3 separate regions of the Homo sapiens genome follow, and regions 1 and 3 are each linked to region 2. A link is a loop called in an ENCODE intact Hi-C map of the cell type or tissue named here. Cell type or tissue: ascending aorta. All regions are shown on one strand.

The links. A loop is a pair of places that touch in the nucleus more often than their neighbours do. Peaks named below come from ENCODE experiments on the same cell type or tissue, not always from the same donor. Only the 100,000 strongest peaks of a DNase experiment are listed, where the experiment ranks them.
Region 1: a loop joins it to region 2, with 3 times the contacts of the local background. A loop is called at or near these places in 20 of 110 quality-filtered maps.
Region 3: a loop joins it to region 2, with 2.7 times the contacts of the local background. A loop is called at or near these places in 10 of 110 quality-filtered maps.

Annotation. Positions count from the first base shown.
Region 1 is chr3:141,572,598-141,580,597 of GRCh38, reverse strand. It overlaps RASA2 (RAS p21 protein activator 2), which reads right to left. Exons shown (of 24, transcript NM_006506.5): 12 at 7,875-7,989; 13 at 7,377-7,451; 14 at 6,531-6,654; 15 at 3,492-3,598; 16 at 147-230. Among named protein-coding and RNA genes, the nearest start is that of RASA2-IT1, 51 kb to the right of the region's middle. In ascending aorta, a CTCF peak has its summit at 3,930 (motif pointing left); no DNase peak of the experiment used is centred here.
Region 2 is chr3:141,871,379-141,879,378 of GRCh38, reverse strand. ATP1B3 (ATPase Na+/K+ transporting subunit beta 3) reads right to left here and starts at 2,736. Exons shown (of 7, transcript NM_001679.4): 1 at 2,469-2,736. The coding sequence starts at 2,577. RefSeq lists silencers at 1,942-2,511, 2,782-2,911, 3,782-3,841. In ascending aorta, a CTCF peak has its summit at 3,691 (motif pointing right); DNase peaks (open chromatin) are centred at 2,158, 2,828, 3,228 and 3,698; H3K4me3 peaks cover 4,687 bases; H3K27ac peaks cover 4,046 bases.
Region 3 is chr3:141,455,548-141,463,547 of GRCh38, reverse strand. LOC124906291 (a long non-coding RNA gene) reads left to right here and starts at 7,663. Exons shown (of 2, transcript XR_007096120.1): 1 at 7,663-8,000. RefSeq lists an enhancer at 7,327-7,969. In ascending aorta, a CTCF peak has its summit at 3,250 (motif pointing left); a DNase peak (open chromatin) is centred at 3,247.

The DNA of each region.
Region 1 (8,000 bases), 300 kb after region 2:
AAAAGACAGCTATTGTGTCTGTGTGTGTGTGTGTGTGTGTGTATGTTTTGTTTTTAATTTGGAAGAAGGTAAGTCAAGGATAAGGGATCATAGGATGTAACAACATTTAGAAGTGTAAAAACAAAATAAAAGATGTAAGGACTTACCTTGCTTTTGGACAGACTCCCCCAGCTTCCCAAAGTTTGTATAGTTTTTGAGATGAGAGTTAATGTTCTAATTGTCTGTGCATCCTAAAGAATGTAAAAAAGACCAAAACTACTAAGTTTTCAAGAAAATAGTTTGTATAAAAAAGTAGAATAGAGTAAATGGACTACATTGCTGTAAAACAATGACTCAAAAACGTTCAAAACACACACAGTTAAAATCTAGCTAAGGCTGGGTACAACTCACCAGCCTAAGGAATTAAGAGACTAAAGAAACCATATATAATTAACAATTCTTCCCAAAGTAATTATTAAAGATGTGGTGCTTTTAAAAGTCATATATATATATATATATATATATATATATATTTTTTTTTTTTTTTTTCTTTTTTTTTTCCTGAGATGGAGTCTCACTCTGTTGCCCAGGCTGGAGTGTAGTGGCATAACCGCAGCTCACTGTAACCTCCACCTTCTGGGTTCAAGCGATTCTCCTGTCTCAGTCTCCTAAGTAGCTGGGATTGCAGGTGCCTGACACCACACCTGGCTAATTTTTGTATTTTCAGTAGAAACAGAGTTTTGCCATGTTGGCCAGGCTGGTCTCGAACTCTTGACCTCAGGTGATCTGCCTGCCTTGGCCTCCCGAAGTGCTGGGATTACAGGCATGAGCCTTTTGGCACCAGCCAAAAGCCATAATTTTATCAATATTATATATAAGTTGTTTTGTACAGTATGGCACCTTGGATTACCTGGCAAATTATAGTCACTTCTGGAATAGTCACTTCTACTTTACTACCTTATAACTTAAAATGGCAGTTTTAGGTGTTCCAAATTTTCTGTGCTCAGCTCACCTCTAAACATATTCAATACTTTAAATGGCTTTTGCAATTAACTCTTTTCACCATGGAAGCAAAGACCTAAATTCAGCTTAGGAAATGTGAAGTCACCTAGTTATTTTTGGATCTTACCAGAGGGTGATTATTTGGGTCTATTATCCAAGAGGTTTTTCAGGCCTGTCTATCTGAAAGAAGTAATATATAGTAGCATATAAAATTGACTAAACGGTGTTCCCTCAGGAATCTTTGCTCCTTCATTTTTTTAAAAATTGAGATATAATTTACATATGACAAAATGAATAGGTATTAAATGAATACCCTGCTGAATTTTCACCAATCCATACATTTGTGTAAGTTTCTATCAAAACACAGACCATTTTTATTTACGGATTCAAGTAAACAGTATCTTGCATCTAAAAACATATCCAGAAAAATTTAGATACAGAAAAGCTTTAGTTTGATTTTTGGCTCCCATTCCTTGATATTTTAGTATCCCCCCAACCCCCACATTGAAAACAGGCAATGAATGTGAAGGGGAAGAGATGACCAGAATATAAGGTAATCTGGAAAGGAAGGAATATCCGAAATATGATCCTTATAATATACTTATAAAGTAGATACACACCTAAATTAAGTCTATTCAGAAAACATTTTAGCTGTAACATCTGGGATTTCATTACATCTATAAAAGGTCCCTACAATTCTCTGTCTTTGAAGAAAATAATATTCTTAAAGATGTCCTGGCACCTGCACTCATGTTTCCTGCAGCACTATTTACAATAGCAAAGTCATAGAACCAACCTAAGTATCCACCAACATCTGTTACAGGAATATGCAAATTCAAGTATGAATACAAGGCAGACTCACAAGTTCAGAAGTAGGTGTTCTGTTTATGTCCAGAATGTTGCTACCACGCTTTCACTGCCTCAGAGTTCTGTGCAGCTTTAGTAACAAAGCCACAGAATGGACAGCCCTGTGAACAAAAGGACACTGGCCCACTCTCTGCTGGGGCTACTCACAGACCATTTATCCTTTGGCAAGAAAGGGCGTGGTGCTGCCACTGCAACATGGTTCTATTCAGTTCTCACAAAGTTAAGTGAGTGTCAATGTCATGTAGCCGTTGAGAGAAGAAATGGGTATTCAGAACCTGGTTTAACTCTAAAACTCATCTGTTTTCCCTACACTATTGAGCAACTCCTCTTGGCTGTGAGTTTCCTAAGGGCAAAGAGTATCTTACTCATCACTGCATCTCCAGTACTGAGCATGGAATGATACATTATAGGTACTTGAACATCTGTCTAAGAGGTTGGAAGGGATAGGATTAAGCTCACAGATGATAAAGACTGACTGAATTTGAATCCCAGTTAAATCCAATTCAAATCGAGTATGATCAAATCATAATTTGTCAGTTGTGTGAGCTTGGAAAAGTTACTGTATTGTGATTTCCTTATCTGCACATGTGGATGATAACAGAATTTACCTTACCAGGTTGCTAGGAGGACCAAATAAGTTAACACATAAAGTAGTTAGAACAAGGCCTAGTACAAAGCACTAAATAAATGTGGACTATTGTTATTATTTGTTATACAAATCAGCAACTAGGAGCAATTAGGTAAGATTATAAAGTATTTGGAACATAAAAGCTTAAAGAATCAACCAAATTACACCATATAAGAAGGAATCAGAAGTATAGCAAAAATAAAGAATTTTAAAAATTAAGAAATAAACATGTAAATCTATGCAGTGGAGATTTAGATTTTTGGTAATTAAACAGGACTCCAGAACAAAGTTTATATGCTTAAGAAATTTTTAAATCTCATGTTTACAGTATTACCTCAGGTAAATAAAAAGTGAAAATACTGATATATTTAACAAGTTATATTCCAATAAAAGTTCCTACGCCTTTCACTATACTGCATTCTTGGTTTCTTTTTCTGTTTTTACTGTTAATGCTTATCCAGTTCACCTGCCATTTAATATTTTCTAATTATATGCTTTCAGTTTCATTGCTACTGAAATCTATCTTAGATGCTGTTTCTAAATTAAATGGAATTTCTCTTGTAGCCTTCTTTCTTAGAGAAGAGCCTCTTCAAATTTCTGTGCAATTTAAAAATATCTGCAAAATTAACCTATTTTAATAAATCAGGAAAGTAGATTTTGTTTAAATAAAAAACCTATCAAAATGAAACCTGTAACTAATGAAAAAAAACTTATGGAAATTTACAAACACACACAGTAGCAGATGAAAAAATATAATAAATCCCCTTTGTACTCATCACCAAGCTTCAATAATTAACAACATTTTATTACTCTTGTAGAACATCTTTTAACAACAACAAAAAATAGGATTATTAGCCTCACTTGAAAGACTGAAATGGCCAAGAAAAATGCTGAGTAAATTTAAGTATCAGTTATAAGAAAATACAGCCTAGTGAAATTGGTTTATTTTATCTTTTCTTCATTTTAATAAAAATTAAAAAAATGGAATAAAGCTTTCAGAAGAATGAACACTTACTGGATGATGAGGTCGCAAATGAAAAGTATGAGGTGATACTACGGCTACAGCAAAGAAACGAAGAAATACAAAGCTGCTCACTGCAGAATACTGAACATGAGGGTCATCTGCAGGAAAAAAATGGTGAAATGTCATGCACAAAAACAATTAAAAAACAAAGATGATAAATTAAAAAATATAGAAAAGACATGTAAACTAGGAGAGCAACATAATTTGTCTAGTAAGAACTGAGTTGATGAAATGATAGTGATATTTATGACTCAATTAAAAGAAAACCCCTATGATTAAAAAAATCCAAAAGAAATAAGAAATAATATGAAAAAAGACAAAGCTGCTAGGTTTTCAGAAATATTTTAATTTGAAAAATACCTCTTTCCTCACCTGCAAGAAGAGACTGCTAAAATTACAACAGAAATAAAAGTAGTATCTAGCACTACCTAGTGGTAACACTGAATCCCTTAAGAGTATGATACAAGGCTACTTTCAGTTTTAGGTTCTTGTTTCAATATCCCCCCCAAAAATCTTGATAATATCAAAAGTTATGCAACAAAAACAATTAGGCAGAAATGTTTACTTTAAAAAGCTATCAACAGTCCATAAATAAAAATGCAGATGAACTGAAGACTACTGGTGGCTTTGATCATTCACCTACAACTTTCGTTTCAGACTGGAGTCAACAATTTACCCAACAATCAGACAGATGGTGGTGAAGCAGATGGTGAGGGAAAGAATCTTTAGGTTTGGTTCGAGTTTTAACTCTTCTAAGTCATTCAGTAGGTAACCATTAACAAGTCGTTTAATTTGTCATTCTTTAGTAATATCTGCTTTCTACCTGCTGTCTGCTCTGCCCTCCTTCCCCCATTCTTCTAGGGTAGTAAGAACAACAAAAACGAGAGAATATGAAACACTTATGGCAACAAAACTGTCACTACTATAGTCTACTGAGGATATGATAACCATATTAATAGTTAAGTCAACAAAAACATAACTAAAGAGATACATCTGCATGTATATAAAAACATAAAGTGTTGGCCGGGCGCGGTGGCCCACGCCCGTAATTCCAGCACTTTGGGAGGCCGAGGCAGGTGGATCATCTGAGGTCAGGAGTTTGAGACCAGCCTGACCAACATGGAGAAACCCCATCTATACTAAAAATACAAAATTAGCCAGGCGTGGAGGCACATGTCTGTAATCCCAGCAACTCGGGAGGCTGGAAACCTGGGAGGCGGAGTTGCAGTGAGCCGAGATTGTGCCATTGCACTCCAGTCTGGGCAACAAGAGTGAAACTCAGTCTCAAAAACAAAAACAAAAACAAAACCCAAAAAAACCCCATAAAGTGTTTAAGATCATTTATATAAACAAGAATTAAACTGCTAAAACAGATTTAAGGCCAAGATCACCAGTTAGTATAGAGTATAGTGAATGGCAGCATGTAGTTTGGAGTAGACTAGGCCCAGGTTTGAGGCCCTGCTTGCCTGTTGGCCACGCCACAGACCTTGGTAAAGTTACTCAGCTTCTCTAAACCTTAGTTTCTCACCTAATGGGAGTAGTACCTACCTCATGTGGTTTTGTGAAGATGAGAACAGGAGACAATGGAGGCTAACACACTAACACTGTGTGTGTTACTAAGTAGTCAATGTGGTTATCATGATTTAACTATTTAAAAATATAATTTCAATGAGCATTTCACCTTTCCGTGTGCCTCTGGCTCCCCTTATTTTTGTTATGAAGATTAGATTTAGTTACTTATTTGCAACTATAATTAGCAAAGACATTTAGATCTAAATTTATCTACATGTTAGACAACTCAGCCCCACTAATTTAGTAATGGGTCAATTTAGTAGAAGTGCAGTTAACTGCACACATGTGTGTACAGGGTGAGCACATGCTTAAAAGAACATAAAACTGCAAAATCTCTTCAGATGGTTACAGAAATAAACTTACAGTTTTGCACAGCTGGTTAAGACTGGTAATTTAAGTACCTGCCTAATTTTACCCTCCTACCCACCACCTCCCATTATAGACAGATCTGGAAAGCTACCTATAGCAAGTTTATTTACTTATCAGAAATATATTAAAATGTGAATAATTCTAAGTATTAGCAGCGACAGTAACACTTAATTTTATGAAAAGTTTCTAAGCAAAACCTTGACATAGCTACTTTTTCAAAATTAAAACATGCCAGTTACTGATATATGTACCTTAAAACTCTATGTATGTTACAACAGAAAGGTTTCTAATGTCTAAGACCATTTCTGTAAAAACCTCTCACCACCAAAACCTTATTAGCATTCTCAAACTGTCAAATCTAGTCAATTTTATGGAACTAAAGATTCTCACTATCTGAATGCATGCAGCTGGAAAAGATAGTTGGTATAAATAACAAAGGTATTTTTAACTCTCATAAGCATCTGGTATAAGTGCTTACTTATATAATGTTACAGTTCTGAATTTTTGCCTTTCTTTAATGGTGATTTTGATTTGCTCTTTGTATAAAGTTGCATTATACTGAAATAAAATGGAATATGTATTTTGAGATTTCAAGAAAAATCAGATTTCTTATGAGAAAGATAGAATCATTTTGAAAAACTAAAGAAGGTTGTACTTAAAAACCTTAGGCTGGGCGTGGTGGCTCACGCCTGTAATCCCAGAAACTTTGGGAGGCCGAGGCGGGCGGATCACGAGTTCAGGAGATCGAGACTATCCTGGCTAACATGGTGAAACCCCGTCTCTACTAAAAATATAAAAAATTAGCTGGGCATGGTGGCGGGCGCCTGTAGTCCCAGCTACTCGGGAGGCTGAGGCAGGAGAATGGCATGAACCCGGGAGATGGAGGTTGCAGTGAGCCAAGATAGCGCCACTGCACTCCAGCCAGGGTGACAGAGCAAGACTCCGTCTCAAAAAAAATAAAATAAAATAAAATAAAAATAAATAAATAAATAAAAACCTTAAATATCTCACAAACCAAACATGTAATTAATATCTATAAAAAAGTCAAAGAAAAATAAATGGCATGTTTTAGTAAAACAAGGCACTTACTAGGAAATCTCTGAGTAGCCATCTGCCTTAGAGAATAAAAGATATCACACATTACAGTGGGGCAGCTCATACTTGATTTTACAATTGTATTGAATAACTTGTCTACATAGTAGCGCAGATTCTCCTGCAGGATTTAAAAAGGTAAACATTAAGATTTTGATGTTCACACATCTTCAATAGCCTTCATGAAAGAAAAATGTAAGAAAATGAGGTTTATTAGACAGTCACTATCTAACATTTTTTAAAGTACTGTTACCCTTTTCCAAACTCATTCAGTTTAAGGACAATTTACATACTGACTTAATTTAATAAATTAAATTTAGATTTGCTAGGCGTAAGAGGTGAATCTATGAATAAACCTCACAAGAAGCAAGAGGGAATAAAATGATCCAAAAGGAAATCACAAAATAACTCGGATACACAAGCACAAGGACATTGTGACACTATTATCCACTGCAATAAAAATTTGTGACCCTAACACAATCATTGTTTTTTCAGAGGCCACTGAAACTACTGACTGATAAAGTCACTGTGTCACTTAGCCTGATCAGTTTGAGCCCAAAGGAATGGCTAGAACGGGGGCTGCAACTAGCTATAGCTTAAGTTCACTATTGTTACTAGAGCCAAAAAGAGACAATCAAGAACAAAAATAAAGTGAAACCACTGAGGAAATAACATTCTAAAAACTAATCCTAGGAGCTGGAAGTGCTGCTAATAATAAAGGCTTATGTGAAGAATAAACAGCACTGCTTCCCTCTATATGGCTTTATCATAATGTAAGTGGGAGAAAGGTACACCATTAAGACCAATTTTAATGCAATTATAAATAATATAACAAGGACTTACCTTATTATTTTCTACATTATCTCCCTCTTTCAATTTAATAGGATCGATTTCACAGGATTTTGAGGAGTCACATATCTGAAAAATAAATTTTTCAGTTAATGATTTTTTTCTAAGTAGTCTGACAAAATGAAAATAACTTATTTTTCTGATAATAAAAGTTAATTATAGAAATTTAAACTGTAGCAAAGCGTAAAATGTCCTATGCAGGGATAACATATACAATTTTCTTAAAACATGATATCAAAAAGTATTTGTCATATATTTGAAACTCTAGCTAAAATAGAAATCCCATAACAAAGAAATAATGTAGATTATACTATACTGTACCTTTTGAGTAAAAATCCATTGACAGAGAAGTAAATAATTTGCTTCTAAAGTGTTCAGTCTATTTTTTCAGTAACACATGAATGAATAAATCCTTCCCATCAATAGATCACTTGATAAAAGAACAACTATCATAAGGCCACAAACTATCATTGTTGGAGATATATTCTGTACCTCATCAAGAATAGGTTTTAATGTTACTTTCAGGTAGTGCCCTCCCACTATTTTCATCATCTCATCCAGACATCGGGTAGCCAGGGAATTTCCTCTAAAAATTGTGTTTGCATCTCTGAAATAGAA
Region 2 (8,000 bases):
CTGGAAAGCACATGAAAACAAGTTTTCAAAATGTAAAAAGTACATATGAATGGCCTAGAAATCCCATCGGTATAAATATATACCAAGGAAATAAATGTGCAAAAATGTACATGAAAAGGGTGAATATAGGGAAACCTGTCTAAAAATCTTTAGTAACATGGAAAGATGCCCACAATATACTCAGAATATAAAACAACACTTTATGATCCTTTTGTTTTAAAAAAAATGTTATACACAATTCAGTAACATATATACCAGAATGTTAATAGTATCTCTGAGGTATGATGACATCTGGCAGCAAGCCCATACAGTCCCTTCAAGAGAATTAAAAAAAGAATCCTTCCTGGCAGACATATCCCCAGAGGCACAGAGCTCTCCAAACTGATCCTGCCTTTGCAAGAATTAGAACAAGGTGCCCCTTCTCTAGGCAGACCCAACCATGGTCTAGGATACACAGCCTGGCAAGCTGAATATGGATTTCGGCCTCCTCTCACGACTCCCTCACATATCCTTAGAGGGATACCCTTACATTGGGACAGGATTATGGTTAATTTTCACCTATATATGCCATTCTTCACTGACTTACTATTATTACAATAAACAAAAAATTTACTGATAAGAGTAATACTTATCGATTTTGAAGAGATTGACTTAATCCTTCCAAAATGAATCCCAACTTCACTTGTACTAGTTTTACAGTCCTTACACATTGCTCTCTATTTATTTGTGCATGTTATCTATTTAAATGCATTGACTCAATAAAATAAAATCTCTACCCTAGGTCATACAATACAAAGGTTGAAGAGCACTATCTGCAGTAAGAAATGTCATTCTAACACAAAGTGGAGTTACTCCGTTCTGGAAATGAGGAAGCACTGGGGAAGGGAGAAAGGGAGGAAGGTAGCCTATCAAAATTAATCTCTCTCCACCACTCAAAAATTTCTTCAGCAAAAAGTTAGTACACTCTAGAAACAAGCAATTAAGCTTTATAAATGTTCATCTTTTGTTCCCATGTAAGTCTGGATGCAAGATTTATTTCTTCATCACACTAGTGGGTTCCCAAAAGAAAACAGCAATTTAAATAAAAATCATGAGTGATTACCATGCAGTTAGGCAAGGCATCTGTAAAATAATACAACCGCTGGACTAGGATTAAAGGAGAACTGGGTTCTTTTCTTGGCTTTGTGGCATATGTAATTTTACACAAGGCAAAAATCACAACCTCTCTGGGTCTCATTTTTCTCATCTCTAAAGTGGGGGTTGGGCTAAAAATCCTCCAAGGCCCCTTTCAGCTTGTGATAAGACTTCAAGTCGCCTTTTCACCCTGAAGGAGTCCATTTCAGTCTGCACCAACAGTTTATTTTCTGAGTCACAGCTTATTTCTCCATGCTTATCCTAAAAATGTTGTGCCCAAATAGTTCTAAGCTCTCGAGATTTATTCCCACTCAGAAAGAAATGGTCTTTCAAGACCCACTAACAAAATGTTTCAAAAGGATTTAAAAAGGTAAAATTAGTTTACTTAAGTATAAAGGCAAAAAAAAAAAAAAGCTCTAGCCTGCATTCAGAGATTGATACAATTTTAGGAAAAAAAGGCATCCTAAAGCTACTCTACACGGTAGATGGTTTAAATATATTAAAACAAAGAGCTCACGCATAGAAAAAATCTGCTAACATACAACCATCACTCTCCTGTTTTGAAGACACGGGAAAAAAAAAAAAAACCTGTGTTGTTCAGACAGGATTTACTTTCCCCAAAGAAGCAAATTTGTAAGGAAGAAAACCTCTGTAATTAAAAAGGAATCCGGGAGGAACCAACCTTTTTAAGGGCCTTTTCACTGTCCAAATTCAAGTGCATTTTCTTGTACAATGTACTTCTGTGATTAACTCACCGCTACACGTTTAAGCAACCCACACCCACACTTAACACTCAGTCGCACTCTTCCGACCGGTCGGGGTGGCAGCGTGGACGAGTCACAAGATAGCGGCGGGAGTGGAAATTTCCTCTCCCCTGGAGTGGGGCAGGGTCTGGCTTCTCCGAACCGCTCAGCGGGCCGGGCGCCTCCGCCAGGGCCTCTCGGGCCGGAGCGCTCCGTACAAAGGAGGCCCGGGGGCTCGGCTCCTGCACTCTCGGGGCCCGGCTTCGGGCAGGGGTCCCCGGCTTCCGGCGCCGCGCCGGGCGGGAGGCCCGGGCAGCACGTGCGCCCCGCTCCCAGCAGGGAGGGAGGAACCAGCGCGGCCCGGCCGGGCTGCCCGCGGGCCCCGCTGCTTCGGGAGCGAGCTGCGGCCAGTCCGGCCGGCCCGGGGAGCAATGAATGGGGCCGCACTGCGCCGCCGCCGCCCGGGTTAGGGTCGGGCGGTCGGGAGCCCCGGCGCTGGGAGCCGCCTCCCGCCTTTCCGTTCCCACCAGACCGCGCCCGGCGCCCCCGGGACCGAGGCCGGCCCCGGACGCCCAGCTGCTGCCCGCTCACCCCAGCTCTTGGCGGTGCGCCCCAGGAATTCTCCGGTGGTCGGGTTGTAGATGAAGAGCTTCCACTCGGCCAGGCTCTGGTTGAGGGACTTCTTCTCGTTCTTCGTCATGGTGTGCGCGCGGACGGCGAGAGGAGCTGCGGCCGCGGGGATGGAGGCGGCGAGGGCTGCGGAGGCGCGTCCCGGCTCCGGCGGCGCAGCCCGGAGACGGCAGTGAAGGGTGGGACGGCCGAGAACACCTCCTCGTTACGGGGAGTACTCGAGCCGACTGCGCCGCGCCGCGCCGGGCGGCCGCTTGGGCCGCGGGAGCCTGACGTCTCCGCCCGCCGCAGCCAATCCCCGCGCCGCTCGGCCCGCGCCGCTGCCGCCTCCCGCCAGCGGCCGGGGCGCTGCCTGAGGCGGCGAGGGCGCCCCACCCCGCCCCGGCCCCGCCCCGCAGTAGCCTCGGGGGCTCCCTCAGCCTGGGTCAGAGGAAGCGAGAAGAAAGTCTAAAAATCCGAAGGTTTAGTCGCACGCACGTTTATAATAATAGCAAAAGGCGGGCGTCCCCGCGCCGCAGGTTGCTTAGGAGGAGGACTGGGTTTCCTGGGCGTTCCTGGGCGCCGGGGCGCTGAGAAGATGCTACCCGCGGCGGGCGGGTGCGGAGAGCACGAAAACGACTCCAGTCGGCCCGCGGCTTCCTCTCTGAGGGAACTTAATCGTCCCCTCCCCGAACTGCCTCCCCGACCGTCCCCAGGCGTTCTCTGGGCTCTGTGACGTTCCTACAGGACGCTCTCTGGGCTCTGTGACGTTCCTACAGGACGCTCTCTGGGCTCTGTGACGTTCCTACAGGACGCTCTCTGGGCTCTGTGACGTTCCTACAGGACGCTCTGCGGGGGATCGCGCGGGGCTCCCACAATGTACACGGTGCACTGCTGTTCTGAGAACGTCCTCGCTTGGCTCCCTTGAAGGGTTCAACCGGGAGCCTCGGGTCAATGGGAATTCCGTTCTAAATATGCCAGTGAATGGAGTATAATTTTTCTCGGGATTCAGTTGAATTTATCAATGAAATCTAAATACGTGCTTTCCCAAGGGTCCTGGCAACTGAAAGCTCCCAGCTTTTGCCCAGACGCTCCTACTCTTAACCCACAGGAAAGGAACACTCGTTGGAGGGTCCACGCCTGTGTAGTGTCGCCGGCTTTTCATCTCCCCTGTAGAGATCGCGGCCCTTGGGCGGAGCTGAGGGTGCCGGTAGCGTTTTCCTCCGCGAGATGGAGCTGACGAGTACGGGAGGGGGGGTGCCCTCAGACTCAGCGACAGGATAAAAGACTTTATAGGAATTTGCACAGAAGGTGCGGGGTGGGGGAGGTTGTTGTTGTTGTTGTTTATTTATTTATTTTTAGAAAAAAGCTCTGCCTCCGTTTTATTAGCAAATAAAAATTATGGAGAAATGTAATAGCCATCTTATTGTTTGGAGTGATGAATTATAATCTGTCTGGAAGTTTAAACAGCCTGCAAATGGATGAATTTTCCTTTTTCCTCACTTTTCTTACCAAAGCAAGAAATAATGAATTATACCTCCCACAAATGGAAAAGTGGTAAAATATATTCCTATAAAGTGCTTTTTTCACGCTTAAAAAAGCTAAATTTATAATTATGACATTGAAAATAACCAAAATCCATTTACGTTTTGAGCTAATGACACCAAAAGATTTGTAGAAGCATGTTGGAGAGTTTGGCATGAAATGAGTATTAGAAATAGCAAAGCACCATGCAAGCAGACTGGAATGCACTTCTTTAAATCATAGGCAAGATTGAAAGAACTAAAGAATGTTACCTGCCGGGCGCGGTGGCTCACGCCTATAATCCCAGCACTTTGGGAGGCCGAGGCAGGCGGATCAGGAGGTCAGGATCGAGACCATCCTGGCTAACGCGGTGAAACCCCGTCTCTACTAAAAATACAAAAAAATTAGCCGGGCGTGGTAGCGGGCGCCTGTAGTCCCGGCTGCTCGGGAGGCTGAGGCAGGAGAATGGGGTGAACCCAGGAAGCGGAGCTTGCAGTGAGCCGAGATCCCGCCACTGTACTCCAGCCTGGGCGACAGAGCAAGACTCCGTCTCAAAAAAAAAAAAAAAAAAAAAAAAAAAAAAAAAAAAGAATGGAAGTAGTTAACTATTTTCAACTCATTACAAATATAACTACAGGTTAGAGGAAACCTAAAATACTGGTAGAGTTGATAACAGGCTTTTTCATTTAGGTAAGAAAGAAAGATATTTAGAATGAAACAAAACCTGTCCGCTTCATTTACATTGTGTGTGTGCATGTATGTGTGTGTGCGCTAATAATAAGCGTGCTTTGATAACTAATCACCTGGCACACAAAGAAAACGTGGTAAACAAGAATATTATGAAATAGTGTTTCAAAGATATTGGCTGCTGTCAAGGATTTGTAGTTTGTGTATGTGTGTGTGTATATATATATATATATATATATATATTTTTTTTTTTTTTTTTTTTTTTTTTTTTTTTTGAGATGGAGTCTTGCTCTTGTCGCCCAGGTTGGAGTACAGTGGCTCGGATCTTGGCTCACTGCAACCTCTGCCTCCCGGGTTCAAGCAATTCTCCTGCTTCACCCTTCCAAGTAGCTGGGATTACAGACGCACGCCACCACGCCCAGCTAATTTTTTTATTTTTCAGTAGAGATGGGGTTTCACCATGTTGGCCAGGCTGGTCTCGAACTCCTGACCTCAGGTGATCCGCCCGCCTCAGCCTTCCAAAGTGATGGGATTACAGGCATGAGCCACCACGCCCAGCCTGTTAGTTTGTATATGTTTAATGGTCATTAATATGACTTTCATATTTAGTGCTTTGTGGTTTTCCAAATAAGGATTTAAATACAAATATATAATTCAGTAAGCAGTTTTGAAACACATGACTAGTTCAGTATAGTAACTAGGTCCAACAGATTTCAGTTTGGTGAAATTTTTACATTCTACTCCAAAACATGGAAGCTATTTGTTTCTCTGATATATGGTAACTTGAGCATTACCTGGAAGAGAAAATCCTGTGTGTACTGGGAACCACTGGTCTACCAAGTATGAGCAGATAACATTTAATTACAGTTACATTCTCTGTCAGTTTATTTTACTCTAAGTTTCTCCTTTGAAGGAGAAGTTACTTCGCTAGAGAAAATACAGAATGCCTACCTAAATTTAAGTCCAGATGGATGATGGATTTTTTTTGGTATACATTCCATGCAATATCTGGGACATAGCTACTCCCCCAAAATTATTCTTGTCTGTCTGAAATTCAAATTTAACTAGAAATCTTGTTTTTGTTTTTGTTTTTTTGGAGACGGAATTTGATCTTGTCGTCCAGGCTAGAGTGCAATGGCGCAATCTCGGCTCACTGCAACCCCTGCCTCCTGGGTTCAAGCGATTCTCCTGCCTCAGCCTCCCAAGTAGCTGGGATTACAAGCATGTGCCACCTCACCTGGCTAATTTTTGTGTTATTAGTAGAGACAAGGTTTCACCATGTTGTCCAGGCTGGTCTCGAACTCCTGACCTTAGGTGATCCACCCGCCTCGGCCTCCCAAAGTGCTGGGATTACAGACATGAGCCACTGCACCCAGCCTATCTTGTATTTTTATTTGCTAAATCTGACAGCCCTACCTGTAGAGGATACTTAGGAATTCCACAGTAATAATAATGATCTCTTATAAATAATTAAGTAAGTCCCAGGCCCTGTACTACTTGCGTAGTGTGATTTATTTCTCAGTCTTTACAAATACCCTAATGGGGAGGTACTGTTTCCCTAATTTTGTAAATGAGGGAATTACATTTACAAAATCGTAATTAAGTTTGTAATTAATTCTCTAATTACAGTTACTGAAATTAGAGAAATTAACTCATCCATGGTTAAGAAGCTAGCTAATGACAGCACCTGGATTCAAATACCCACCTCTCCTCCACCACCCAATACCATTAATACCTCTACAGTAGGCCGGGCGAGGTGGCTCAAGCCTGTAATTACAGCACTTTGGGAGGCCGAGGAGGGCGGATCACGAGGTCAGGAGTTCAAGACCAGCCTGGCCAACATGATGAAACCCCGTCTCCACTAAAAATACAAAAATTAGCTGGGCACAGTGGCGGGCGCCTGTAATCCCAGCTACTCGGGAGTTTGAGGCAGGAGAATTGCCTGAACCACGAGGTGGAGGTTGCAGTGAGCCTAGATCATGCCACTGCACTCCAGCCTGGGTGATAGAGCAAGACTCTGTCTCAAAAAAAAGGCAGAATGTTGAGTTACTGAAGCTGGGTGTGTGAAAAAAAAGAAGAAACTTTTTTTTTGAGACAGGGTCTTGCCCTGTTTCCCAGGCTGGAGTGCAGTGGTGCAATCATAGCTCACTGTAGCCTCCACCTCCTGTACTCAAGTGATCCTCCTCCCTCAGCCTCCTGAGTAGCTAGGACTACAGGCATGCCACCACACCTGACTTATTATTATTAATATTATTATCATTATTTGAGATGGAGTCTCGCCTTGTTGTCCAGGCTGGAGAGCAGTGGTGCAATCTCGGCTCCCCACAACCTCCACCTCCCAGGTTCAATTGGTCAATTGATTCTCCTGCTGCAGCCTCCTGAGTAGCTGGGACTACAAGTGCGTGCCACCATGCCCAGCTAATTTTTGTATTTTTAGTAGAGACAGGGTTTCACTCTATTGGCCAGGCTGGTCTCGAACTCCTTCGAACTCCTGACCTCATGGTCCACCCACCTTGGCCTCCCAAAGTGCTAGGATTACAGGCGTGAGCCACCGGGCCCGGCTACATCTGGCTAATTTTTATTTTATTTTTGTAGAGATGGGAATCTCACTATGTTGCCCAGGCTGGTCTTGAACTTCTGGCTTCACTTCAAGCGATAGTTTTGAGTTGACCTCCCTAAATATGGAATTACAGATGTGAGCCACTGTGCCTGGCCAAAAAGAAGTTTTTTATGTGAGGAAGACTAGCCCCTTTAAATTATCAGGCCCAGAGAGGCATTGAAATTAAACACATGGAATGAAACTCTTCCTTGAACTAAATCATTATCTCTTGAAGCCACTTCATTTCTGTAAACCAATGCATTCCTGATGAACAACTTTTGCAATTGTCCCTTTCTCCTGATTCATCCTTTTTTCTTTAAAAACTTGAGCCTCTCCTTTGTTCCCTGAAGCACTCGCCAAGACAACCTGGAAATGTGTCCTGGGCTGCACTTCTCAACCTTGGCCTAAATAAACTCTCTACATTAATTTTGCCTAAGCTTCTTCCTTTTAGGTCAACAGGTGATGGGTACATGAGGTTCATTATACTATATTTGCTTTGTATATGCTTGGAATTTTTCATAATATAATGCTTTTAAAAATTGGAGAAGATGTGAAAAAGAAATTGGGGACAAAGGATGGCCAATTTTCCTGATACACATTTTTGTGGTTCTTTTATTTGAAAAACAACCAAAAGAAGGTATAAATTTGGCTGGGCGTAGTGGTGCATGCCTGTAATCCCAGCTACTTGAGAGACTGAAGCACAA
Region 3 (8,000 bases), 420 kb after region 2:
GCATTTGCTGCAGCGAATCTGTGGTAAACAGAGCAAGAAGGCCCACATTGTCACTGAGGGCCTTCAGAAACCAGTTATTTATTTATTTAGTTAGTTAGTTAATTATTTTGGAGACGGAGTCTTATCTGTTGCTCAGGCTGGAGTGAAGTGGCGTGATCCCAGCTCATTGCAACCTCCGCCTCCTGGGTTCCAGTGATTTTCCTGCCTCAGCCTCCCAAGTAGCTGGGATTACAGGCGCCCACCACCACACCCGGCTAATTTTGTATTTTTAGTAGAGATGGGGTTTCACCATGTTAGCCAGGCTGGTCTCGGACTCCCAACCTCAGGTGATCCGCCCATCTTGGCCTCCCAAAGTGCTGGGATTACAGGTGTGAGCCGCCATGCCTGACCCCAGAAGCCAGTTTTTTACACAGAGCCCTTGGTTGCCTGGTCAAGGCCTATGATCCAATTTTACTATGGCAATTGGTTATTTAAAGTTAAAAGGTAATTTATTTAGTTGGGTTTTGATTGGCCTGGATAATTGCCAAGGACTGCGACTGCGGCCATGTTTGTTGAACATGTTTGTTGTTTACCCATAACTCATGTCTTCTCTGTCCATGCTCATGGAGCCTCGATTCTGTACAGCTATTCAGTAACCATGCCACCACTGTCAATGGAGAACCCTCATAGGAGCCATCCCTTTCCTCTTTGCTAGGGATTGGCCTACTGTGAAGTGCTGAGGGTCTATAAGGAAGGGAGAGGGTCCTGTCATGCTGCACTTTCTTCTTGCTTTTGGACTCGTTTAAGGGTTGGATGCTTTGACTGGCTTTGGCCTTCTTCTGGCCATGAGGGTAGATATTACAAACAGAGTTGACAGGTGTGAATAAAGGCCTGAGTCTTTGTTGACACAGCTGGGCTTTGGAATTGCTTCCTTTGGGACACCTTGTTAAGGTGGTTTTTCTGTGGATTGCAGACTGAAGCTTCCTAACTGATACAGATACTTCTTCCCAGCTGACCTAACATAATCAGCCACAAAACAAAACCTTCAGCAAATAGTTGATATCAACACTCTGGTATAGTTATGGCTTCAGGCAAGATGCTGAACTCCGGAGGATTTCTGATTTCTTTTCATTGTGTCATTACACTACAGAGGAACTGGAAATTGATTTGAACAATCAGCATCAGGCTGGATGGCCAGGGAATCCCCTTTTCTGTCAAGACCACAGTCCTTTAACCTCAGAACCCGCTTCCTTTTTTGTTTAGTTCTTTTTCTCTCCCTGAAGAATTTGGAACAGAAATCCATCCATCCATCCATCCATCCATCCATCCATCCATCCATCCATCCATATCTATTAAGCCCCCTCCATGTGAGCATTTACCAGTGGGGGTGATGGGATCTCTGTGTGCACTGTGATGACTGGCATTGCTGTGGACCATGGACTGTGGGCTCTTTGGTTCACATCCTTCTCCTCCCAAAGCTAGGCTCTTTTGGAGGTAGCATCAGAGACAGTTCTGGATAACTCAGCCTAACAAAGATTTATGCAGTGCCAATTATGCCAGGGCCACTGCATTAGGTGTGGGGCAAAAGACATACTGCAATAGTGATATAGGAGCTATTGCATCAAAACATGCAGAATGAATTTTGCTGGCTTAGAAGAAAGTTTCTAAGAGGAGACTTAAGAAATGCTGTCTCAGTAACATTCACTTGACAAATGAGGACACAGATCCATAGAGCCTGTCACTCGTTTTACATATGTTAAAATTCATTAAGCTGCATGCAAGATTTGCATGCTGTACTGTGGGCATGTCTCACTTTAACAATAAAACCCAAAAAGTAGCAAAAGAAAAAAATGTCCTAAATATCTTTTACCATCACTAAAAGGAAGAAAGGCACTTCTTTGAATAAAGGGAATATTTGTAATATTTTACACATTTTAAATTCACAACAGTGGGAATGGTCCAATTAATTTCTATTTATCATTCCTCTTCTGCTAGAATCTCTTCATTTCCAATAAGATGCTTTTAAGTATGTGTCGTTTTTTGCAGACAACATGTAATAGGACAGTTATTATCTCTGTGTTAATCTTAGATTTCAGATTTGTGCCTTGCGATTGCTAGGTCCCACTCTGGGTCAGGAATGGTCACAAAGATTCAGAATGGCCTAGATGTTTGCACGGGAACAAGCATATCACACATCCATTGCCCAAAGGCTGTAAGGTTCAATGACCTGGCTGCTCAATTACCTGGTGCTTGGGTGGGGGACAGGCCATACATCCTAATGGCTCCTGTAGTTGTTATTTTCACCTGGCCTCTTGGCCCTGGCCAGTATGTGAAGTAGATGCCATCATGTGGCAATTCAATGGTCTGTAGGTGCCCAACTGCTTCCTGCCACATTTTACAGTTTCTTCCCCTTCACCTTTAATTGGTGGATGAGCCCTGGTGACATGTCTTTGCTCTGATGGTGGCCATTTGAGAGGGCTGGCAAGTCAGTCCATTATACATAGGTACTGTCTGTGGCTAGCTGTTGGCCCACAGGTAGCTCATAGATGCCTCTTGTTTTTGGGAGCTTGAAAGGTGGATATCATGGGAGTAGAGAGTAGAATGATGATTACCAGCAGCTGGGAAGCAGGGGTGATCAGAGAGGTTGAATAATGGGTACAAAGATACAGTTAGAAGGAGTAAGTTCTAGTGTTCAATAGCACAGTAGGGTGACTATCGTTAACAATAATTCATTGTATATTTTAAAATAGCTAGAAGATTTGAAATGTTCCCAACATCAAGAAATGATAAATGTTTGAGGTTCCATATCATGGTATCATTTCCTCCTCTACGAGGATCTATGTATGTTACCTCAGGCCACGTTGTGTGTGTGGGGTGTGTGTATGTGCATGTGTATGCACACGGGCTTGTGTCCTGGGGTGGGAGTCTCCTCTCAGTCATCCAGGCAAGAAGCAGGTGGATTAAGTTTATGATTGGGCTAAACACGGAAAAATACAATCCAAGGTGAAAGCAGAACCCGCTGTTCTCTGTGTGTCTTATTCTGAGTATTAATGTTAAACACCCTTAGGTTTGGGATATCAAAGCCTACTACTGAGAAAAAAAAAACTGCTGATGGCCCACGCACACTTGGTTAGTGCAACACTGCCATTTATCTCCTTCAATGAGCTAAGCAGCCATCAGGTTAAGAAGAGGGCAGGGGAGAGGCGGGCACAGCCTTATTGGGATGATGCTGTCCCGCTGCTGACTCCCAGCTGGTACGGCAGTGACCTCTGCTGGCAGGATTTTCCTCTCCAGTGTGCACAGAGAGTAGGAGTTCCCTCGGAGTCTGTGTGGTTCAGTAGTGTTCTTCAGAGAGATGCCCCAAGACTGATGCTCACGGAGAGGGCCGACTGGGCTTTCCTGCTAAAACTGTCACTAAAGGCTGGGGTTACACAGTCAGGAGTTGAGACAGATTCTTACCCTTGCTTCAGTGAACTTTCTCTCAAACACATATGGCTTCTTTACGTTACTCATTTTCAGATCTAAACATATTTCTTTAAAAATATGTTCTCAAAAAGAACAAAACAAGGGTTGCTGGGCGCAGTGGCTCACACCTGTAATCCTAACACTTTAGGAGGCCAAGGCAGGTGGACTGCTTGAGCCCAGGAGTTCAAGACCAGCCTGGGTAACATGGTGAGACACCATCTCTACAAAACATTAAAAAAATTAGCTGGGTTTGGTGGCACGCACCTGTAATCGCACCTACTCAGGAGGCTGGGGTGGGAGGATAGCTTGAGCCTGGGCGTTCAAGGCTGCAGTGAGCTGAGATCGCGCCACTGCACTCCAGCCTGGGCGACAGAGTAAGACCTTGTCTGAAAACAAAAACAACAACAAGTGTCACCCAAACAAATCCATGACATTTCTTGAGAATAACATATTTACAATCTGACAAGGTGATGTGAAAACACTCTCAAAACTTTTGTGTGTGTGTAGAGGACAGGAGCTGAAGCATCCTTTACAAATACATGAATCCTACTCCTCAATTCAGCACACCACATCTTACCCACAAATAAGTGTGAAATGCTGTTGTTGGACAAGGCCTTGGCAGAACTTTTTCTTACCTATCCTGACATATCTATAATGGAATACTCCAGGCTAGAAAGCTAGACAGCCAAGTTGAAGCCATCGTGATGGCTTTGAGGGTCCCTCATGCAGAGTTACTGACTAAGCAGCCCTTGTCCACAAAGCTCTCGTCCCCGTGGAACCACGTGGTGGCACTTGATGGCCATTCCCAGCCCACCCAACCTTCTCTGATCACCGTGTTTGTCCTTGGGGTGGGGCCCCTGCAGCTATCTTCTACTATAGGGCTCTGTCCCTTTCACCAGAGCTCATCAGATCATGGGAGAACCAGTCTCTTTAGTGGGGGTGGGGAAGGAGGGCCGTGGATTCCTTTGCCTGTGAGGTCCTATAGGGCTGGCTAGTATCTTCCATCCACAGGCAGGGAGAGGCAGAGAAGGCTGATGATTAGCACAGACAGAAATGAAGAAAGGTGACACGGGGGACACAGAGATGACAAGAGGTGGAGAGAGGGAAGTTTTCTGCTTCCTGTTTCCAGCTTTTCCCTGTCCTCCCTTAGTTTCTTTTTTCCTTCCAACATCACATTTTGCTTAAGCAACTAAAGATCCCTAAGACACGAACTTCTGTTTAGTTTGCATTTAATACACAGCAGAAGAATTCCAAAAAGTTTTACTTGAGAGCTCAGAATTGGAATTACCTTCATTCCAACTACCAAGAACCCTCAGAATATTGTATGGCCTCTGTTCATCATATTTTCTGGTTAAATAAGAGTTAAGCAGAAAACTTTTTTTCTCTTTGTTTATATCTGTATTATAAAAATATGTCTAAAATGTAAACACAAAAGCAAAAGATTAGAAACAAATGCTAGCCAATTATTAGACAATGGGTTAAACATTCATACAATGTCCCATGATTTGAGGGAGCCTAAACAAATTCATACAATGGAATACTATGCAGTCACTAAAAGAATAAAAGAGATCCATATGTCCCAGCATAGAAAGTTTTCCATTATCTATTGTTAAACAAATGAAATAAGGTAGTGAGTGGCATGTGTAGTGTGCTCTCATTTATATACAACAAGAAAAAGAAAGGAAAAAATTTGTAAGTTTAAATGCACACACACATATATATATTATATATATATAAAATATATATATGCTTAGATATGCATGGGATATCTATGGAAGGACACCCAAGATCTGGTAACAGTGTATACTTTTAGGGAGAAACCTGGGGGCAGAGAGGGAGGGAGACCATTTTTCTCTGTGTACCCTTTTGCAGTATTTGAAAATTATTTTTTCTGTGTACATGTATTAGCTTTTAAAATACATACATAATACACAAGTACACAAAAATGTATTATCTCTCTTTATACTACAATTACAGAGTAGTCATTTCTCTTAATCATACGAGTTCCTGGAACTTGAGGTAGGCAGATCTTCATACATGTCCACACTGGTTGGGTCACCTATTCTAACATGTTTGCTTTCATGCATAAAAACCATTGAGTGGCCAGGTAAAAGCAGGAAGAAGTGAAGGCTGGTGTTCCTGGAACCACACAAAGTGAGGGCAGAAGGGAAATGTGGAGAGTGTAGTCTGAGCACCAGTAAGTTGATATCTGAGGTTGAGGAACTGCCAGTCAGTAAACTGGGGCTGTCATTCCTGTGTGGATTGTCATCACTCAGAGCAGCAGAGTCCTTGGACTTGGGCCTTCACTTGCTGCATTGATTAAATGGTGAAAACAAGACCTTCTTTCCAGGTTCTTCTGAATAAAGATGAAAGTATGTGCCTGGCTCAGTTAGTCTTAGCTCGATGCAGAGTGTTTTGTGGTCATTTTGATAAATTTTTCTTTAATGTGTCCTGAAAGGAGGTGCGTACCCTATATTAGTAGAGATTCTGAGTGTCAACTCTGATGTTAGATGTCCTGGATGTGGATTCAGACTCTGCTCTTGAGAGGTTATCATTAGAAATATCTCTGCTCCCTTTGAAGACTTTTTATTTTTTTTTTTGAAGAGTGTGTTTTCACTTGTTTTGGAGAACTTGATTTCACTCAGCATGGATATCTTTGTCTATCAACTGGGGAGAACCAGTCTGAGACTGAAGCTAATGCAGAGGAAAGTAAGAGAGAAAAGGGACAGAGAGTGAGGGGTTGAGAGAGATATCATTTTGCTAGAGCCCTTGAATTCAGTTTTGCTTAAAGCCAGCTATATCCTCCCCATATCATGAACAACTGGGTTTCTATCTCTGGCAATGGAGAAGGTCTTGACTCAGTTTCCTCATTCTTGTGTTGAGATTTAAAAAAACACGTGCTAGAAACCGGCTTATATGCTTCCTTCCCAATCCCATCAGGTGGCCACCAGTCACCTGATCCTGATTTCAGATATGGTCTGAAGGTGTGGCTGATGAATAAGAGGGTTAGGGGGTTTTCCTAAAGGAAATTCAGGTGCTTTCACCCATAAACATAGAAAAGGACTCAGCAGGAAAACCTGTAGCTTTCCTCCACACTGGGCAGGATGTAGTGGAAGACTTGTACTCACTGATTTTTAGGGTGGACGCTATCAAAAATTCTGAGAGGCAAATGCCTTGTGTGGGCAGCTGGAAGCAGTATGGTGAGCTTGGTTTCCCAGGAGGTTTTTCAGAGAAATGAGAGAAGTAGGAGTGACTGTGAAATCACTGAAGGATTTTAGTAGGGCTCTGGAGATTGGGTCCCAAGGTTCTTCCCTCCATTTTCTCATGCCAGACTTGTGCAGCCTGGCCAGATTTCTGTGTGGCCTAGGTGTTTCCTCACTGCTCAGGAAAGAACGTCCTATTAGTTGTTTGAAACTGAAATTGGCCAGTGAGTTCTACTTCTACCATGCCTGCTGATGCTCCTTTCCTTTCTGAAGAGGCTCTTCCCCGTTAGGGTGACCCATCGTCCTCATTTGCCTGGGACTGTCTCAGTTTTAGCACTGAATGTTTTGCAACTTGGGAGAGTCTTCAGTGCGAGGCACACCAAGGCAGTTGGTCATCTGGAGTGGCGAATCGGCACACTTCATAGATGACTTGCATTTGACCGCAGCATGCTGATGCTGGGAACATCCGGGAGGAGCTCGCTGGCTGACGGCAGAGGCAGAATTGAAAACGGCTGAATCCAGAGAGCTGTGGTGGGGCTGGAGGTCAAGGCAAGCAGAGGCGTGAGGGGCTGTCTCACACAACACTGCAAGGAAGAGGCTTTTGATGGGGCCTTTGAATTAGGTATTGAGAAATGATCACGTCTGTGGATGGGGCTGGGGTAGGGATGGGCATGAACGTTTCAGCATGGTCAGGAGCTTGTATACACAGACAGCGTGATGAGAAGCCAGGCATTTTGGAGAGTGATGACAGCCGCCCCCTCAACACTCGCAAGGCGGGGAGCAAGTGTACAGATGGAGGCGTATATATCATGTGTCTAAATATTTAAAAGGTATAAACCAGGCTAGCAAGTTCTTAATTAAATATATTCTGTTCTCCTCCCTTGACAAATATACTTTCACAGCAATCTGGAAGACCGTGTTGGAATGTGGAATTCCTAGTTTCTGGCATTTCCTGCAGGAACGAGACAGCAGGGGAAGAGGTGGGCCAGATCTTCTCCCATCCCCTCCTCCCCTCACCCTGCTCCCTCCCAGGCTGCTAGGGGCCTCAGGCACACATGTGGACGCTGAAACTCCATCACAAACTCGGTCCACAACCCCTGCAAACAGCTGCCCTTTGGCTGCCCCAGGGGTGTGGCACTGGCAAGGAAGCGGCCAGAACAGGCCTTGAAAGTCTGCAGGGAATTCTCAGGTTCTGGGTACCAGAATGCGGTCTCTGGGGATGGCGTGGACATTGCGGGGGCACATCCCTGTTGGCCCTGCAGACTCTTTGCCCCGTGCGGCGGGGCACCTGTGGAGGAGGGCAAGCACGGAACGCTCCTGCCTAGGTCTGAGAATGATACTGAGTCCCGAGCA